Regions from separate parts of the Homo sapiens genome. Here all the other regions are linked to region 3. Evidence: chromatin loops called from intact Hi-C (ENCODE). Cell type or tissue: endothelial cell of umbilical vein. All regions are shown on one strand.

Region 1 (2,500 bases), 640 kb after region 3:
AGCTCGCTGGGTTTGGTGGCTCAGTTTTCTGACTCTGCTTCTTATCTCTCCCCGAGGAATAATGCAATGACATTCAGGAATGTTCTGCTTCCCTAGAAACATAGCTTGAAACTGTGAAGTGCTGGAGGCTAAGACTTCTTGTCATTGTTTGTTCTACGTAGGAATTTTCATTTGCTGTATTTTGAAAATTAAAAATTTAGAATCAATTTGTGATAACTGCGTACTGTAGATGGGGCACCTTAAGCTGGTTGATTTGGATCAGTGGCGCATATTTTTTTCTCAGTTGACTGAGAGCCCTAAACAGAAGCCCTGTCAAAAAATTCTCAGGAATACGTGACTGATACTAGACATAGAGATGTACGTCCTCCCTCGGCCTGCCACCCTGGAGATTGAAGTGCTAGTGTTGGTAGGAGAGGCAGCTGAGGGGGCCCAAAAATGAAATGGCACAGAACGATCGTGAGCTTTCTTTTTTCATTTGGACTTCTTGTCACTGAACTTCCCACTTTCTTCCTGGTTTCATTTTGTGGCCTGCTGTACCCTCACCCTATGTTGCTCCTGCCTTTCCAAGGGACCTCTGACTAACCTTTTCCTCTCCCTCCTCTCCTTCTCCAGCCCTCTTTTCAGTCTTTGTCATACTAGTTACTGTGCTCATTGGCAGTGGCAGCAAAACGTAGTGTAGGGTAGAAGGGAGCAAAACCAAAGCTGCGCATACTCTGAGCAGCCCTCAGGTATGTCACCTTGCTTCTGTGCAAGAAGGCCCACTTCCAAAAGTAATGACTTTTCTTTGTATCTACTTTTACGTAAATAGAGTACTTGCTGAATATAGAGCACACAGTCTGTACACTGATGAGGACTTGGGTAGCGTTTTGTTATCTCCGTGCTCACAGCCACCTGGTGAGGTAGACAGTCTGTTCTCTTAGAGAAAAGCGAGGCTCAGACATTAGGATGCACTGCTGTGGGTCATGCAGAACAAGAGGTGGGGCAGCACCTCTGAACCCAGCTCAGTTCCTCCTTGCCTCTTGTCTCAGAGCAAGTGAACAAGACCCTGACTTTTATATCTTCAAATGCAGGTTCATTTCCAACATTGCCTAGTTAAAAATATCCACAGGGATTTTTTTTTTCCTTACAGATTTAAGAGATAAGATCTGGTCTTTGATCTTGAGAATCTCAGAGGGGTGAAATGTACAGATGCTGCCTCCTCAGATCTGCTACCTTAGATTGGATTTAGAATAGAGTAAGCATCCAAACATACACACACACACACACACACACACACACACGCGCGCGCTCGCGTGCGCGCACTCTTCCCTTAGAAGAGCCCTTAACCCAGAATGGGGGCTTTCCCTGCAGGGTATTCCCACAACATCACCTCACAGCCCTCCTCTAGCACTGATCTGGCTGAACTCTGCAGAGCAGCTGTGGGGATAAACTGGTGTGGCACTGCCACCTAGTGACTGCCCGCCACACCGTTCTTTGCCTCTGAGGTGCCGTGCATCCGTCAGCTGGCCGCTACCCATCATGGAAAATCATAGTGGGGGCTTCTAAAAATAGAGTCTGCCAGGCCAGTGTCAACATGCTTTCTCTGCTATCAGCAGAGCCTGGCACACATCAGACATGGATTAGATTAAGTGTTTTTGAAAAAGTGGTTTTTTGGGTAAGGGAATCTTTGGGCCTGGTCGAGCATGGCTCCATCTGTCTGCTGGGGTTCCAGTTTCCTCTTGGAGGAGCTCACAGTGTGCACAGGATGCCTGGCACGCAGCAGGAGCTGAATGAATAGAGGTTGCCCCGCAATGTTTAAATATCCACTGGTCTGGAAGTTAGAAAAGGAACAGGAGGAAAGAGAAACTTGGTCAGAAATGCTAGTCCTGGTTAAAACATTGTTCTGGATTTTGATATTTTTTGATTTCCCAGAAAGTATCAGGGGCTTGAGAATATAATTCTCTTCAGGCGTTTTTGCCAAATTCCAAGATTTTCCAGTTTCACTACTTTCCAGATGTGTTGATATGAAGCCAGCTCCAGATTGTCTGATGGCCATTACTAGAGTCCCAGCTGCCCTGAAACTCTAGGCCAGTGGTTCAGAACAGGAGTAATACCGCCCCCAGGGGAATTATGGAAATTAGTGGAGAATTTTTTTTCTTGTTGCTGCCTTGGGCCAGGGATGCTGTGTATCTGTTACGCATTTAACAAAACACTGTTCTACATCCCACTTGACTTCAGATTGACCTACTGGATATTACATATAACAAAAACCTGTTTATAATTTTCTTAGCTTAGACCTAAATTCATTTTAAATAAGGACATAAAATAGTTTTGCTCAGTAGTAATCAACATTTAATTTTCAAATAATGTAATTTTCTAATAATATATAAATTGGGGGAAATTATTAGTGATACCGTCTGTGTTCTTATAGGTTTTTAACATAGTAGTGAAAGTTATATAGGTGTAAGATTTGAGACTTTTAACTTATTGACAGATAAGTCATTGCTGAAGTCACTTATTC
Region 2 (2,500 bases), 500 kb after region 3:
GATCTCTCCAATAAGGATAGCACATTCAGCACAGCAGCTGTGACTGGGGCTACTACTTGGTTAACTTTATAGGTGCCCACTATCATGTATCATGCTGTATCTGGTTTTGCAGAGGCCAAACAGATAAATTGAATTAAAGTCCCTGGTAGTGATACTAATCTCTGCAATTCTGGAACATGACATTGTTTCTAATTTGCTATGTAATTGGAGGTGGGGTGGTTATAAGGCTCTCATTTGGCTCTTTCTACAAAAATGATTCATGCTTTACTGGTCAGAGAACAAAAGTAAGAGTTCTGCTAGATACTAATGATATGTAGCTCAATTATACTTTTAGGGACCAGGAAAATAACCACAGGATGGGTCTGAGGACCTGATGGAAATGTATTTAGGGCAGAAGTACCTTTACTACCCACCTTTCATCAGTTCACACTTAAATTTTTTTTTTTTCTTTTTTTTTTTTTTTTTTGAGACCAAGTCTCGCTCTGTCACCCAGGCTGGAGTGCAGTGGCACGATCTCAGCTCACTGCAACTTCCGCCTCCCAGATTCAAGTGACTCTTCTGCCTCAGCCTCCTGAGAAGCTGGAACTACAGGCACACACCATCATTCCCAGCTAAGTTTTTGTATTTTTTTAGTAGAGACGAGGTGTTGCCATGTTAGCCAGGCTGGTCTTGAACTCCTGACCTCAGGTGATCCACCCACCTTGGCCTCCCAAAGTGCTGGGATTACAGGTATGAGCCACTTTAATAAAGGGGCTTTAATAAAGGGGCTGTGATCATGTTTTGGTTCCCCTAGTATCAGTGTTAGACCCTGTGTTCCATAGTCCTTGCAAAGTCTATATATTATCTTTGACCCAGTGCAGTTATCTGTAAGTGGCTTTAGGTGTTTTCAAGAAAGGATAATAAGAATATTTATTTACACATTTATGGTGTCATTGGGTTATCTCAAGTTCTCCCAGCCTCCTCATCAGTCAGTGGGTTCTCAGTCTGTGAACTAACTTAGATCTGGAGACTGAATGAGGAATCCTGATTTATTGCATTGCAGCAACTGACATTATCATTCTGCTCACCAACTCCTGGTTTAAAAGAAATAAGCAACACACTAATTATGTATGTTTATATATGTATTGCTCCTAGTAATGCTAGGTCCTGTGGGTCTGATTGCTACGCCGGTCTGGCCTTCTTGCCTGTTCTGATAATTTTGTCAACCTTTCCTCTGATGCTTAAATGCCACCCACCTTACTTTTGCCATTCTAGAATCATAGCCTCATTGATACTGTAAAACCCAGTGCCATGGTCACATCTCTTATAGTAAACTGTGTCCTATAGGAGACAACTCTCACTGTGGTCTCAAAGATGTCAGTATTCTCTTACCAGTGTATTCCTGATTACCTTAATGAAAGGACAATTATCTAGACCTTTCTGGAAATAGTCAGGGGTGAGTTCTCTGATCGTATATAATAAATTCATTCTAACATTTCTACCTCCTCAAGCCATCTACCCTCAGTAATCTGCCAAGACAGTTTTAGCATCTCCACCTTATTTAATATTGGCCATCATTGAGGCCAAGCTTCAATGAACCATCCAGCAGCATATTAGGACTGGATCCATGGGTGCCTGCCAGGACTTTGAACATCAGCTTAATTCCTCCTTATACTTCCTATTCAGCTTGATTCCTCCCCATACCCCAATCAAAAATCCTCATGATCCACTCCTATACATAATCTACTCATTCCTCCTGATACACACACACATACACATATATATGTATATGTGCATATGTCAGCCAGTCCCTTTGTTGTATAAATTATTTACTCCCGAGAAGAAACTATGTTTTTCCTATCAGGCTTTGCTGAAGTTTCTCCTATCTAGCTCATGTCAATTTATCACAGCTGAGAACAATTGTGATGCCACCACATGCTGGGGATTACCACCACCCACTGACCATCAACAATGGGATCTGCATTGCTATTTGACTGGTAGGGGATCTAGCTCCAAAAGCCCATTGTCATATCTTTGTACAGCCAATCCTGATACCTGCTGTTTTATCCTTGGTCTCCCTTAAAGTCAGCTTGAGATGAAGCCTTGTATAAGAGCAGTTTAATTTGGAAGTGATTCTAAAGAGTGGGAATGAAGGAGTTGGGAAGTGAAGCAGAGAAGAAGAGAGACTATACAATATTGCATTATCAAGTTGGCCATGTTGCAGGTGACTGATGCTTGATCCTGTATTTGTCAAAAGTAGCCTCACGGTCATTTATTCTCTTGAACTTCTAGGTTACATATGTGTATCAAGCATGTTACCACACCTCAGTATCAGAGAACCACTAGAACAGGAAGCAATAGCACACAGTTCAGGTTGAGATACTGTCATAGCATGTGTGAAGCTGGCCAAAGCCAGTATGGAATGGGTGGTAATGGTAATGAGTATAGTGAGAGTTGGAGCTGAAAGATGCTAAGTGTTGCATAATAGTTGTGCAACTCACCAAGAGAGCCCGCAGCTAAT
Region 3 (2,500 bases):
TAGGTATTTAGGTGATGACAATATCAGGGAAGTGACGTGACAGTACAGAATATGAGCTCAATAGGAAAGAGATCTATCATTACCTGTACTTCAGGAGAGAGCGCGACTGCTGTGGCTGTACTAGGCAGGGAAGGCTTGAGATAGGCCTTGCAGGATAAACACAGCTTATGTAGACCAAGGGGAGGATATCCCTCTGCTCACTGCTGATTCTCCAGCCTGACGTGTGAGGCAGAGCAGGCGCCAGCAGATGGAGGTAAGATGGTTTTCAGAGGAAGCCTGGAATGGAACTGAGGGAGCTGTTGGTAGAGCTGCACGCTAGGTCAGGAGGCCTGGTTTCAGTCTTGGACCTGATATTAACTACTCTGATGGTTTGTGTTAAGTCTCCTCACTTCTTTGGGTCTCTCTTTCTCATTTTAAAAATGAGCAGGTTGGGCTAAGTGATCCACAAATCCCTTTTCCGGGTCATATCTATGATTTTATTATTTCCTCACCTGGAGCATACAGATAATTCAATGAAGATTTAAAAGGCTTGTCAAAATTTGGAAAATATTATTTCTTTTCACTTCAGAGCAAGCAATGTGGGAGAATATAAAATAGCCTCTGAATTTTATTGTATTAGGTATTTCTTTGCACTAGGAAATTTGTATTTTAATGAATTGGAAATGTTTCACTGGCATTTCTTCCTACTCATTATGTATTTCAGAAGGGACATTTCTCCCCGACATATCACTTGGTCTTTTGTGGTTGTTTTTGTGTTCTAAGGAGCCAGTCATTAATTATGCTTCTCCACAGACTTGGAGAAATACCTCCAAGGATCTGCCACTTGGGTGGAATTTTCTCAATCTGGTCTACACCATGACAGAAACACTGTTCTTTAGACTTCTCAACTCAAGGACTTTCTTTCAGTTTTGAAAAGGTTATGTGTCATATGCCAGAGACTACTAAGGGCTGGAGATTGTCTTGGCTACTCATATGAAAATATATTGTAGTTGCAGTGGTGGAACTGAAATTATAGTTTTTGAATAAGAATAAATGCAGGAAGGAATTCTATCCTTTTATCAGAGCATTTTCCTTCAGGAGTATAAAAGACTATATCTACACAGAATCAAATAAAGTGAAGATTTGTCCATTATACAACTATTCTGATCTTTGTAGATAACCAGAATGCTGGAAGCCAAAATGTTGAAAATCTTTCATATGGTTTTATTACTGGAATATCCAGATGGGTTGCTTGCATTGATTAGATTCCATAGGAAATGAATAAAACTCTACTTCCTGTTTTGTATGATAATTATAAAGTGAGTGACGTGACTTCCTTCTCCAGTTCAGATGAACGTAGGATAACATTTTCTTTAAGTGTTAGTAAAAAGGCCATTTTTCCTTCTACCCAGGCTGTCTTTCACTTTCTCTTTTCCTGCAGTTCTGCAGGCTTGAGAATGGTGGTGCTACTGTCCCATTCTTGTTTTCCTGTTGAAAAAAGATTTAGGGCTTTCACTTCTCTGGATCATTAATAGCATTTACAGCAAGGTAAAGGAAGAAGAAAGCACCATTCAATACCATGAATCACGGAACAAGCTGATGACTTACGAAGGTCAGGGAAGGACCTGCCAGCATCTTTTCAATTCATGTGTGCAGGCATTCCACAGATTACTAAGTGCACTGTCACTTTTACAGGGAAGTGTCAGATATTAGCCTCAGCTAAGGAGGCAGAAGCTCATTGTAGCAGATTGATCTTTGGAGACAAATCTGTGCTTATCTAATTCATTTCAGAAAGCTCTCCAATATTCCAAAAAGCACAAATCAGGTCAAGGAAAATGTGAATTGACTCTGAAGGAAAAGCACAAAGAGAGTAGAGCTTTACAAGTGAAAGGAGTGGTGAGGTTTCTGTATCCCCAAAACATAGGAGTAAAGGAGCTTATGGGTGTTTTGTAGGCATAAGTGTAGAAGCATTACAGAGAGAGACTAAGAGCCCGTACCTATGCCTGCACAGGCCAAATGTGCCTCGGGTGGCCCTAAGCAGAAAACAAAGTTACCATTTCTCCCTTTTAAGGGCTTGCCATTGCATCATCAGTTGGGCCTGGCTCTCTTTCCTCCTCCTTTCTGAGGCTTGAGGGAGAGGAAAGTCCTTCCTGCCTGGGGCGCCCAGAGCTGTCACTTTGGCTCTGGTTCAGTGAAACCTGGCCATTGACAGGACAGATGGCTATGGCAGCAGCCCATCCCATCAGCCCTAGAAGCCCTGTTTCTATTCAGATCATGTTCTCAAGTGATCTTTAGCGGATCCATGCTTAAGCATAGAAACAGAAAGCTTTGGCCAGCTTCTAGTTCCCATTAGCTTGTCTCTGAGACACCATGCTTAGTTGTGTGTGTATCTGAATTGAGGCAGTCAGTGATGTACTAGGGCTGAAATAGTAATAATAATAACAATTCTGACAGCTTTGAAGGTAGACCCTCCTGCTCATTTTAAATCACAGGCGCTGTTCTCTGCTTAGCTCTATGGAGC

What was found. Hi-C counts contacts between places; a loop is a spot of excess contacts. Peaks named below come from ENCODE experiments on the same cell type or tissue, not always from the same donor. Only the 100,000 strongest peaks of a DNase experiment are listed, where the experiment ranks them.
Region 1: it touches region 3 in a loop (9-fold over the local background); 11 of 110 quality-filtered maps call a loop at or near these places.
Region 2: it touches region 3 in a loop (5-fold over the local background); 3 of 110 quality-filtered maps call a loop at or near these places.

Annotation. Positions count from the first base shown.
Region 1 is chr5:114,448,630-114,451,129 of GRCh38, forward strand. The region is part of intron 3 of KCNN2 (potassium calcium-activated channel subfamily N member 2); the gene reads left to right. LOC101927078 (a long non-coding RNA gene) reads right to left here. Exons shown (of 13, transcript NR_130785.1): 12 at 1-174. Among named protein-coding and RNA genes, the nearest start is that of KCNN2, 88 kb to the left of the region's middle. RefSeq lists an enhancer at 1,190-1,259. In endothelial cell of umbilical vein, a CTCF peak has its summit at 1,475 (motif pointing left); a DNase peak (open chromatin) is centred at 1,462.
Region 2 is chr5:114,306,253-114,308,752 of GRCh38, forward strand. It overlaps a transcript of KCNN2 not described here. Among named protein-coding and RNA genes, the nearest start is that of KCNN2, 55 kb to the right of the region's middle. RefSeq lists an enhancer at 1,538-2,366. In endothelial cell of umbilical vein, no CTCF peak of the experiment used is centred here; no DNase peak of the experiment used is centred here.
Region 3 is chr5:113,804,918-113,807,417 of GRCh38, forward strand. LOC124901047 (a long non-coding RNA gene) reads left to right here and starts at 1,166. Exons shown (of 2, transcript XR_007058906.1): 1 at 1,166-2,500. In endothelial cell of umbilical vein, a CTCF peak has its summit at 1,448; a DNase peak (open chromatin) is centred at 1,444; H3K27ac peaks cover 895 bases.